Regions from separate parts of the Homo sapiens genome. Here region 2 is linked to region 1. A link is a contact called in ENCODE Hi-C data. All regions are on one chromosome and are shown on one strand. Each heading gives the region's core, a stretch centred on a gene start or an enhancer-like site at or near the end of the contact. The rest is flanking DNA. Distances are from core to core; before and after follow the strand shown.

Evidence for each region. A loop is a pair of places that touch in the nucleus more often than their neighbours do. Pooled maps may share reads with other maps.
Region 2: a map of mammary epithelial cell shows a loop between it and region 1 (12-fold over the local background). The contact joins the promoter of ITFG1-AS1 here to the enhancer-like site in region 1. A Hi-C loop is called at or near these places in 4 of 168 maps with a recorded cell type or tissue (Caco-2, IMR-90, chondrocyte and 1 more), 18 of 37 single-sample maps with no recorded cell type and 13 of 50 pooled maps.

What each region holds. Positions count from the first base shown.
Region 1 is chr16:46,854,629-46,860,788 of GRCh38, reverse strand. No RefSeq gene overlaps it. Among named protein-coding and RNA genes, the nearest start is that of C16orf87, 27 kb to the right of the region's middle. RefSeq lists an enhancer at 578-872. Within about 2 kb of position 3,324, at least 4 of the 41 ENCODE cell types and tissues checked have a DNase peak (open chromatin) inside an H3K27ac peak, as active enhancers do.
Region 2 is chr16:47,142,073-47,147,567 of GRCh38, reverse strand. ITFG1-AS1 (ITFG1 antisense RNA 1) reads right to left here and starts at 3,500. Exons shown (of 4, transcript NR_110904.1): 1 at 3,074-3,500. NETO2 (neuropilin and tolloid like 2) reads left to right here and starts at 3,623. Exons shown (of 9, transcript NM_018092.5): 1 at 3,623-3,989. The coding sequence starts at 3,956. RefSeq lists silencers at 3,093-3,422, 3,483-4,322, 4,493-4,642, 5,470-5,495.

The DNA.
Region 1 (6,160 bases), core at 2,075-4,574:
TTAACATTAACCAGAGTGAAATGCAATCATGAAAGTGAATCCTTTAATGCAGTTGTGAGGGATTATCTGTGCTGTTGCCATTCTCCATTTGTACAAAAATGTAAAGCTTGAGAATGGTTGAGGATTTTAGAAACATGTTCCTGGCTCTTTCTCTGTTGTTTAGCATGGTGAGGACCTTGATTCACAGTTTCATTTTTGACTGACAGACTTACTGTTCCATCCCAGCATTGGTAACTAATGGGCTTTCTGGCTCGGTTTTTGCTAGGCTCATTGAGATTGTTTTGATTAGGATGCATTATTATTCAAGTGGCAGAAAACCCCACTCATATTGCCTTTTAAAAACATATACATTGGCTCATGGAGTGTGGAGGTATTTGACACTTCAGGAGTGGCTGGATTCAGGATTCAAATGAGGTGATGGCAATATTGCCCTTCCCAGTCTCAGGGCCCATTTATATTATGTGACATGAGTCCAACACTATGTGCTCTTGGTGATGCCCCAGTCACTGCTGTGGGTCCTGGTCTGCAGCCCAGGTCCCCTTTTTGCTATTTTCTCTGTTTTTGTCGACTTCCCTTCAGGCAGCTTCCCCTCATGTAGTGAAAGGGCTCCAGTAGATCCTTGCTGAACTCCCTGCCATCCAAAATCAGCAGAGAACAGAGAACTTCAGAGGCCTCAGGAAAAGTCTCATCGTGACTCACTGGTTCTCACTGCATCACAGCCCCAGCCTGGGTCCCGCCCACATCACTGAGGTCAGGGCAAGGCTGATGTCCGACTGGCTCATACCTAGTCAAAGTCTCCACTGCTGGTTACCAATGAAGATGGCAGCCTCATCAGAATTCCTTGAATGAAGAGGAAGGGAGGGGGGATGTGACAAGGGATAGCTCAGCATAGCTCAGATGGCACCCCCTCTGAAAGGCAGCAGCCTCAATTTGAAAAAAAAAAAAAAGGGCAGGGCACAGTGACTCACACCTATAATCCCAGCACTTTGGGAGGCCAAGGCTTGCGGATCATCTGAGGTCAGGAGTTCAAGACCAGCCTGGCCAACAAGGTGAAACCCCGTCTGTACTAAAAATACAAAAATCAGCTGGGCGTGGTGGCAGGAACCTGTAATCCCAGCTACTCGGGAGGCTGAGGCACAAGAATTACTTGAACCCAGGAGGGAGAGGTTTCAGTGAGCCGAGATTGCACCACTGTACTCCAGCCTGGGCGACAGTGAGACCCTGTCTCACACACACACACAGGGCCAGGCATGGTGGTTCACACCTGTAATCCCAGCACTTTGGAAGGTAGAAGTGGGAGGATTTCTTGAGCCCAGGAGTTGAGACCAGCCTAGGCAATGTAGCAAGACCCCATCTCATTTTTTTTTTTTTTAAGGGAGAGTGTCGTTCTTTCGCCCAGGCTGGAGTGCAGTGGCGCGATCTCAGCTCACTGCAACCTCCATCTCCCAGTTCAAGCGATTCTCCTGCCTCAGCCTCCTGAGTAGCTGGGATTACAGGCACCCACCACCGCACCCAGCTAATTTTTGTATTTTTTAGTAGAGATGGGGTTTTGCCATGTTGGCCAGGCTGGTCTTGAACTCCTGACCTCAAGTGATATGCCCACCTTGGCCTCCCGAAGTGCTGGGATTACAGGCATAAGCCACCGCTTCTAGCCCCCGCCTCAATTTTTTAAAAAATTGAATTAACGACAATAACAAAAAGAGGCAGCATGTCACAGTGGTTGAAAGTGTGTACTGCGGTGCCAAGAGGCAGCATGTCACAGTGGTTGAGGGTGTGTACTGTGGTGCCAAACCACCTTGGTTCTAACAATGGCTTTACCATTTAGGGTATGTGACCTTGGGTAAGTTACCAATCTCTGTGCCTCAGTTTCCTCACCTGTACAATGGGAGATAATGGCCTCACCTTCATAAAATTATTGACATAAAATTGATTTAATATATATAAAATACTTAGAACTCTGACTGGCATGCAACAAGATCTAGATATCTTTGCCATTATTGAGATTTCATGATCCTTAGGAGAGAATAGGGGAAATTCCTAATGCAGCAAGTTTTCAACAAAGGGCAGTGTTCCTTTGGCCTAGGACAGTGATGCTGTGGCTTGAAGTGACTCCTTTCATCAGTTTACCCATCTTAGTCTGCAATGAGCAACTTCCAGATATCACCCCTTTGCATGTGTTGGAGCTCAGAAAATGATACCCCAAGACGAAGGCTGCAGAAGCAGCCTCAGAGGCTAAAGGTTTTCACTGACCTTCTGCCCTCCTGTCTTTTAGGCCCATTCTCCCCAGGAACTAGTTATAGAAACTAGAATCCCTCTTCCTCAAGGCAGATCATAGACACCAAAACCCTTTTTCCCCCAAGCCAGCCATAAAACCTAAAAATATTCTGTGAAAAAACTGGCCTACCCTGTTTGACTGTAGGTCATAAGATCCCTATTGGAAAGAGGATCCTGCCCCATACCTAGAGGGAAGGAATGCTGCTTGGAGAGGCCAAGAAGAATCCAGACCGACAGATCTTGCTGGGTTTCCCCACTCTGTCTATTAGCGAGCGTTAGCGCAGACCCTTTTTGCCCAATCCTATTTCTACATGGCTGTCCAGACTTTGTCGAATCTAAGCGCAAAAATGGACAACTTCCCCTGCATCTTTGGGTCTTCATTTGGAAGTCTCCTGTGTATACATGTCATGCTTCTTCTCCAATTAACCTACCTTTTGTGAGCTGATTTTTCAGTGAACCTTCCAAGGGTGAAGTAAAAGTCTCCTTGGCCCCCACACACACTGGGGTGTAGTTTGCTTTGAGGCTGGTCTGGGGGTGAGGGCATGGCTGTTGTGGTTTGCCTTGAGGCTGGTCTGGGGGTGAGGGCATAGCTGTTGAATACCATTAAGGGCATTTCACTGTGAGGTTTGATTCACATTGTTCTAGAACTTTAGACTGATTCACAATTTCGCTGCCAGCCGGTGCAGCAGCAACTGCTTCCATCTGTGACGTCGTGCACTGATTTATAAACCATTTATAGCTCTCCTCCCCACTTGACACAGCTGCTCCACAAATGGCTCAGGATTGCAACTAGAGGGGAAATTGGGGACTGCACTTGAACTTTCTCTATAATGAAGTGTAAATTGTCCTTTTGAAAAGTGCTTTCTTCATAAATCCCAGGCCTCAAATGTGGCAATTAAGAGAAGCCTTAAAAGCAAAAGAGGCTTCTGTTCCAGGTCTTTTCAAACCCTAAATGTCAAATTCTCTGTGCCTGTGTCCTGGCCTGGCATCTTATTTCCCTCAACACCCTCCTCCCATCTCTTTCTTAGTAACAATCTCAGATCCTGGCAGCGAATGGCATGCGAAACTGGGAACATTTTTCTTCTACACAGACAGGGTTATATAAATCTTCCTGTTTTAAAGTGATTTCTTTTACCCTTTATTTCTTTTGTGTGCCTTTAGGAGTCTGCTTGAATTCTTAATGGGCTAGATCCCTGGCTGGCTTGTTCTCTGCTTAAAGCAAACCATATCGATGCCAATTACTTTTATCCAGGCATTTGCATGTTTACTAAGGTCCTACTACCAGGCACTGATATCATCAGAGACTGTCTCCATATTCTTTGTATCCAGTCTTTTTTTTTTTTTTTGAGACGGAGTCTCGCTCTGTCTCCCAGGCTGGAGCGCAGTGGCACGATCTCGGCTCACTGCAACCTCCGCCTCCCAGGTTCAAGCAATTCTCCTGCCTCAGCCTCCTGAGAGTAGCTGGGACTACAGGCGCCGGCCACCATGCACGGCTAATTTTTGTATTTTTAATAGAGACGGGGTTTCACCATATTGGTCAGGCTGGTCTCGAACTCCCGACTTCAGGTTATCCACCCGCTTCAGCCTCCCAAAGTGCTGGGATTACAGGCGTGAGCCACCGCGCCCAGCTATGTATCCAGTCTTTTTCCACAAACATTCTACTTTTGGCCGGGCGCAGTGGCTCACGTCTGTAATCCCAGCACTTTGGGAGGCCGAGGTGGGCGGATCACAAGGTCAGGAGTTCGAGACCAGCCTGGCCAACATAGTGAAACCCTGTCTCTACTAAAAATACAAAAATTAGCCAGGTGTGGTGTCGTGCGCCTGTAGTCCCAGCTACTCAGGAGGCTGAGGCAGGAGAATCACTTGAACCTGGGAGGTGGAGGTTGCAGTGAGCCGAGATCGTGCCATTGTGCTCCAGCCTGGGTGACAGAGTGAGACTCTATCTTAAAAAAAAAAAAAAAAGAAAAGAAAAGAAGAAAAAAAAAACTACTTTTGATAAATCTCCTTTCTGTTGTTGTTACTGTTGTTTTTTTAGGCAGGGCCTCACTCTGTCACCAGGCTGAAGTGCAGCCATGTGATCATAGCTCACTGCAGCCTCAAACTCTTAGGCTCAAGTAGTCCTCCTGCTTCAGCCTTTGAAGTAGCTGGGACTACAGGCACATGCCAACATGTCCAGCTAATTAAAAAAAAAATTTAAAGAGATGGGGTCTTGCTGTGTTGCCCAGGCTGGTCTCAATCTCCTGGCCTCAAGGAATGCTCACACCTCAGCCTCCCAAAGTGCTGGGATTACAGGTGTGAGCCACCAAGCCCAGTCTGCCCCTTTATTTTCTACTGTTTTAAAAAAGGCATTGGCTTATCTAAAGGACCTAGTTCCTAGATAGTTACTTCCTGTTCTAGAGAGTTAATACAATGAGACTAAGGTCATCAAGTCCCACCAGAATACATCAGGCTATGTTACATGTCCATGTTTTCGAATACGCTTCAGAGGGAATCTTCTTCCTCTCCTTCATCTCTCTAATGCCTTCTCATTTTTCTAAAGTTAGGCCAATGTCATGACTCTGCTGGGAAACACTGTTGGAGCCCTCTGATTTTGATATTCCTTCCCCAGGCTCCCTTGAGTTCACCATTCTTGGAGAAAGCATTGCAACTGGACAGTGATCATTGATTTACTAGTCTGCCTCCATCATTAAGGTAGAGGCCAGAAAGGGACTATGTCAGATTGAACTTATTTTCCTCAGTTTCTAATAGACAATTATCAAATGAATGAACAAATGTACATTTCCTGAATACCCTCTATGTGCCAGTTACTGTATGAGGGTCTGGGGACACCAAGACCTTGTCCCTTTGAAGTTTATGGTCTAGTGGAAAGTTACACACTAGGTTAATAATCACACATATCACAATATTATCTTGAACTGATAAAGGGAAAAAACAGAATGCTTTGAAGGAAAAAAACAGAATGTTAGGAGACTGTCTGATAGGAGCGCCCAGAGATTGGATAAGCAGGACTTTTATCTGGGAAGAAGGGAGAGGGAGGGCTGGAAGTGCTTTCAGGACGTCCTGAAGTGTACCGAATGAGTAAACTGATGAAAGTGAGTGGGAGGGGGATGGAAACTCGCTCTCTGGTCATCGTGGGCATCGATGAATTGGTTTGTCTTGTGTCTTCTCCAGGTGGCAGGACCCTGATTTTTGGAGGATCCAAGCCTCCCTCATTCTCATCCTGACCTACCCCTCTTTCTAATAATGGGCACTTGACCTAGCCAAATTGAGTATGTCATCTACCAGGGCTCCTCCCATGTGATTAATTTAGGAATGAGTTTGAATTTAAGTCAAGTCTGGGATTCTTGGCATAACTAGGAAGAAAGACCTGCATTTCTTTCAGCACTTTGGATATTGTGCTTGAAAGAGAAGGGTAGAGATAGATGAAGACAAATTGATTTCTGATTTTTTTTGAGCACCTGGATCCAGCCATACCTGAAACTCGTGTGGCTACAGTTGTGTCTAAATTAACACACCTATGACTTTTAAAGCTATTAACTAGGCTGGGTGAAGTAGCTCATGCCTGTAATCCCAGCACTTTGTGAGGCTGAGGTCAGAGGATTGCTTGAGCCCAGGAGTTTCCAGCCTAGGCAACATAGGAAGACCTCGTCTCTACCAAAAACAAAAAACAAAAAACAAAAACAAAAACAAAACAAAACAAAACAAAACAAAAACATGGTGAGCACCTGTAGTCCCAGCTACTCAGGAGGCTGATGTGGGAGGATTACTTGAGCCTAGGAAGTTGAGGCTGCAGTGAGCCATGATAGTACCACTGCACTCTAGCCTGGATGTCTCAAAAAAAAAAAAAAAGCTATTAACTAAATAACTATCCCATCTTTTTATATGG
Region 2 (5,495 bases), core at 2,251-4,750, 290 kb before region 1:
TGTAAAGATCCATATTATATTTTACTACAAATAGTTTCTGCACATAAAAGTTTGGTTCTTTTTAAATTCCTCTACCTTCCTTAGTTATAATCTCTGTATTAGCTGGTTCAGCCTGCCACAACAAAATACCATAGACTGGGTAGCTGAAACAACAGACATACTTCCTCACAGTTCTGGAGGCTAAAGTCTCAGATCAAGGCAGGAGCCAATTCAGTTTCTGATGAGGATGCTCTTCCTGGCTTGCAGATGACTGCCTTCTTGCTGTGTCCTCACATGGCCTTTCCTGGTGCCTGTGCATGAAGAGACAGCAGGCTCTCTGATATCTCTTCCCATCAGGACACTATTTCTTTCAGATCAGGGACCCACCCATACGGCCTCATTTAACCTTAATTACTTCCCTCAAGGCCCTCCTCTTCAAATACAGCCACACTGTACGTTAGGGCTTCAACATATGAACTAGGAGGGGACACAGACAGTAAGTAACAATCTCCAAACGCAACAACCTGCTTTCCTCGGCTGTCATGTAATAAAATGTTAACACTCCCAAACAATAGCAAAACAGAGACACAACAAAAATCTGTTAAGTGTATAAATATTGACAATAAAATGCTTCCTTTTAAAAAATGGTTCATTCAGCCGGGCGTGGTGGCTCACACCTGTAATCCCAGCACTTTGGGAGGCCGAGGCAGGCAGATTACCTGAGGTCGGGAGTTCGAGATCAGCCTGACCAACATGGTGAAACCCCGTTTCTACTAAAAATACAAAAAAAAAAAATTAGCCGGGCATAATGGCAGGCGCCTGTAATCCCAGCTACAAGGGAGGCTGAGGCAGGAGAATCGCTTGAACCTGGGAGGCGGAGGTTGCAGTGAGCCATTGCACTCCAGCCTGGGTGACAGAGTGAGACTCCGTCTCAAAAAAAAAAACAAGGTTCATTCTAGTAACAAGTAAATGCCATGCAATACCATTCAAGTACTACATGGGACTTGGTCAGAGAAAACCCAGTTCAAACTATAGGAATGATTGTGAGGAGTTGGAGAGCCTGAATGGATGCCTGGGAGACTGGCAGGATGCAAGGAAAGCCGAGCCCTCAGTCACCTGGAAACTGCCAGGTAATCTGGGAACAGACTGGGTGCTACTGGGTGATCTTCCAGGAAAATAATAATTCAAATACAGAACCCAAGTGAGAGATATGAAAACGCTTCCCTTTTGATTTGGCTAACATATGGCCACACAGTAGTCTCAGCTATGATCTGTGCTTTCCTACATTCCTCGAAAAATCGACTGCAGACGATTCCACCAGCACATCTAAAAAAGATAGGTGTCTTAAAAGGGAGCCACAAAATGAACATTCCCAATTGGAATCTACTCCCAAGCCAACATTCTAGAGGAAAAAAGATTTTTTAGGTTTAATCAAAATAATACAAGTAAGAGCTTCTAAAGTAAACGTAGAAGTATTACAGATCTACTTTTGGAATTCTTGTGGTTGCTCTAATCTCTCCCCTTTTATTACAACCTCAACTGCCAGATGAAATCTTCCCAGAACTCCATTACTGCACTATTAAAAGTAATCATTTACCTAACTAGCATTTGAGCACCTATCTCCATAATCAAAGCCCACCATGTCCAACCTCTTTATACCAAACACAACACTTGCCCCACGTTCCAGGCTCATCCTGCTCCCTGCCTGCTGAGCTCTTCTTCTGCCTCCTCTCCTCTCGCCACCCCAAGCATTTCCATGGTTTGTGTGTCACCTCCTTCAGGAAGTCTTCTCTGATGACATGACACGCAGATTTTTCCTTCAGTCAACAACTTCACATTAAGAAACTATTATGTTAATTTGAGAGCCCCTTCCTCTCAAATTTTTTTGGTTCACTGTTGTCTGTAACCTATACTTAATATTGTCTTCTTACTCTCCTATTCTACTAATATGCTACATCATTATTATTATTTGAGACGGAGTCTCGCTGTTGCCCAAGCTGGAGTGCAGTTCAAGCGATTCTCCTGCCTCAGCCTCCCTAGTAGCTGGGACTACAGGCGCGTGCCACCACGCCCAGCTAATTTTTGTATTTTTAGTAGAGATGGGGTTTCACCATGTCGGCCAGGCTGGTCTTAAACCTCTGACCTCGGGTGACCCGCCTGCCTCAGCCTCCCAAAGTTCTGGGATTACATGCGTGAGCCACCTTTTCATATCCGTGGGAAAAAGTTCTTAAATGTTTTATTTCCTAATTGGTTCTCGTGTGCGATCTTAACTGTAGTAGGTGGTTACCTTTAGGAACCCAAACTTACCCATCTTTTATGCCCCCATTCACAGCACATGGCAAAGGGTGAAACACCTCGATATTAATTGGTGTTAAGTATGTTTTTCCTTTGTAAATCTCATGAATTATTTATGCTTTTGTACCTTTCTTGAAGGAATACAAAGTGAGAGAGAAGAGCTTAACACCTGAAAAATGTTTCAGTTGCCTGACATTGTCTTTAGCTACAATTGGTTAGACAAACGTTTACAGAGTTCCTACTACACGCAGAGACAGGCATAAATATTCTATTATGGTAAGGCCTTGATCACGGTTGTTATCTCCAGCACCAATCATTGTCTTCTGCACATAATTAACACCCAATACGTATGTGTGGAGTGAAAAAAATGAATGCAGTCGGCCTGCCTGCAAGCAGCTGATATTTTAATGGTGTGAGGGTGAGGGAGATATAAAGGATGAACAAATAAATAAATGAGGAAGGTCATATCAGTGTGATAACCGCTGTGGAGAAAATAAAGCAGGATCATGAATACCACCAACAGCCAGGCAGTTGTTGGCAGACCTGGAGACTCCCATCAGCTGGCGAAGCTGCCCAGCGTAGTGGTTAGCTGCTAGGAGGGCAGCCCCGGGGGAGGTGCACAGCCCTGCCGCTCATTCGCTACGCGGCTCTGGACGAAGGGCTTCACCTCTCTGGCCTCGACTTTCCAATCCCCTAAAACCTACTTCATGAGGGGGAGTCTGAGGAGTTGGTACTAAAGTGCCTGTCAACCTGGCGGGCGCTAGGGAAACGCCGGCAGCGCCGCGGGTCGGGAACTCACCGGCGCGAAGGGCACGGAGAGCCTCGGGCTCCCTCTGCCGATGTCCGCGCTTCCCTGCCCAGGGTCGAGCAAGGCTGAGCTGGGCAAAGTTTTGACCTTGAATGGAGGTCTGGGGGACTAGGGACCGGCGCCCCTCTCTGTCTGCTAGGGCTGGCGGAGACCCGGCAGGCCGGCGAGGGTGCGGGGCCGAGGTGGGCGGCGCTTCCCGGGCGCCTCCGTCAGACGGGAGGCATCGAGGGCTCGGCCAGCTGCCCCGGGCGCCCTGCGCGGCGGCTGGGCACGGGCCGGTCACTGCCCCGGCGCCGGCCTCTCGGACGAGGCCGCCGCGCAGCCACGGCGAGAGGCACCCTCACTACCCCCGCGCCCAGCCGGCTCCCAGCCCTAACGGCAGCCGGCGGGGAGCGACGCCGTCCCACGGCGCGAGGCCGCGGCGGGCGCGCGAGGCGCGGCGCGGGGCGGGGCGGGGCGGGCACATGCGCACAGGCGGCGCAGCCGGCACGCGGCGCTCGCGCTCCCTCCTTAAATGAGCCTGGGCGCCCCGCGCCCGCCACTTCAGTGGATCCCGCGCCGGGGCCGCGGGCGGAGCTGCCTGCCGGTCCCGCGCCGCGCGTCCGCACTCCTCGGCCCTCGGGCGGTCGATGGGACGGGGCGCCGCGGAGCAGGAGGCGGCGCCCGTCGGGGTGCTCGGGCCGCGCGGGAGCCCACTGTGGGGCTCGGGCATGGCGGGCCGCAGGACCTGAGCTCTCCTCAGGGGAGCGGGGAGGCAGCTGCTGGCCGGCGATGGGGACGGAGTGGGGCCGTCGCCGCCGCGCCGAGCCGTGAGCGCCGAGCCACCGCCGCCGCTACCTCAGCCCTTCGCGAAGCGCCGGGCAGCTCGGGAACATGGCCCTGGAGCGGCTCTGCTCGGTCCTCAAAGGTAAGGACCGGGGCTGGGGCCACGGACGGCGCCCCCTGCGGGCCGAGGCTGGCGCGCCGCCCTGCCCGCGCCTCTGCGTCCCTTACCCGCGCCCGGGACCCGACGCGCCTCTTTGTCTGGCGGGGCTCGCGGCTACTCGGAGCGGACCGCGGGGCGCGAGCCCTGCCCGGCTCCGCCGGCTCTCCGGGCGCGCCGCTTCCGACCCCTGCGAGTCCGGCCGACGTTCGCGGGGCGCGTGTGGGAAGAGGGATCGGGTCGGGAAGGCGGCCAGGAGGCCCCTGGGCCCAGCAGGGCCCTCCGGGCTGCGCCCTCGCGCCGCTTCCGTAGAATTCCGCGCATCCCTTTGCAAAGTTGTGAGATTCCTGTCGTGGAGCGGAGGCCGCTCTTTCTCCAGATGTGATGGCAAAAAGTAATTCCACGAGAACAATAAAAGCCGCGGCCGTGACGTCGTGCAGTGGTTTTCGAATAGCCCCGCGGCGCCTGCACCTCGCGGCGGGGAACGGGGCCTGCTGGGCCAGCCGGGTCCCACCTGCTGCGGCCACGGAGGCTGCGGCACCACTGCGGGCTCCGGGGGCGGCGCGCGGGCGCCGCGGACCCGGCTTGTCCCGGCCCCCGGGGAGCGCTGCTGCTCGGGTGCTTCCCGGGACGCGGCGCTCCTCGCGCTCCGCCAGAGGTCTCAGAATTCCCCGCCGCTGGTGTTCGGTTCTTACTAATTTGTTGTACTGGGAATTAAAACAGTTGGCTTGTCCAGAGCACAGAGCTCTAAAACCTACTCCACCGGCTTTGCATTTCCCAGGAGGTGGTAATTTAGATGAAAATTTATATACATAGATAATTAGGATTGGGATACAAAGTTGCTCCTGAAACTCGGACTGAATAAATCGTCTTTTCAATTTCCAGAGGGAAAACAGCACCACCACTCAGTAAAGGACTTCCCTTTTTCCCCCTGCTGATTTAAATTGAAAGCTGACGTGTTTGTAATGTCGTAACATGTTCTTTTTTTAAAAATTTCGAGGGTACGGCTGAGGCATTATTAACGGTGTTATGTATAACTCAGCACTGTATCTTAATATTTGTAGAGTGACTTTTTTCCTGCTCCCTAACAGCACTTTTTTCAAATTTGTTTTATTAGAAAGTTCAGTGTAATTTTGCTTTTGATTTTAATTGGACACATTGTCTACTCTCCACATATTCCTAAATTCGTAATTGAGATTTCAGTAATTCGAAACGTTTAACTACCCCACTGTAAACGTATCTACAGCTTGTACTAAGGTAACCTAGGACTTTCTAGCTGATGAATATTTCACAAACCGTAAATCCGTAGTGATTTCTTTATTACAATTGAAAACAACTCTGAAATTCATCCTGTGGCTTTCATATCTCTAACTCCTAATTTTTACAGTCATTCCTGGGAAAGGAATGTTTTTACTCTTTCGTGATAAACCGTATGCACACTAGGATTTCTGATCGTGTTGCTTATCTGAATTTTCTGCCGTTGTCGGATTG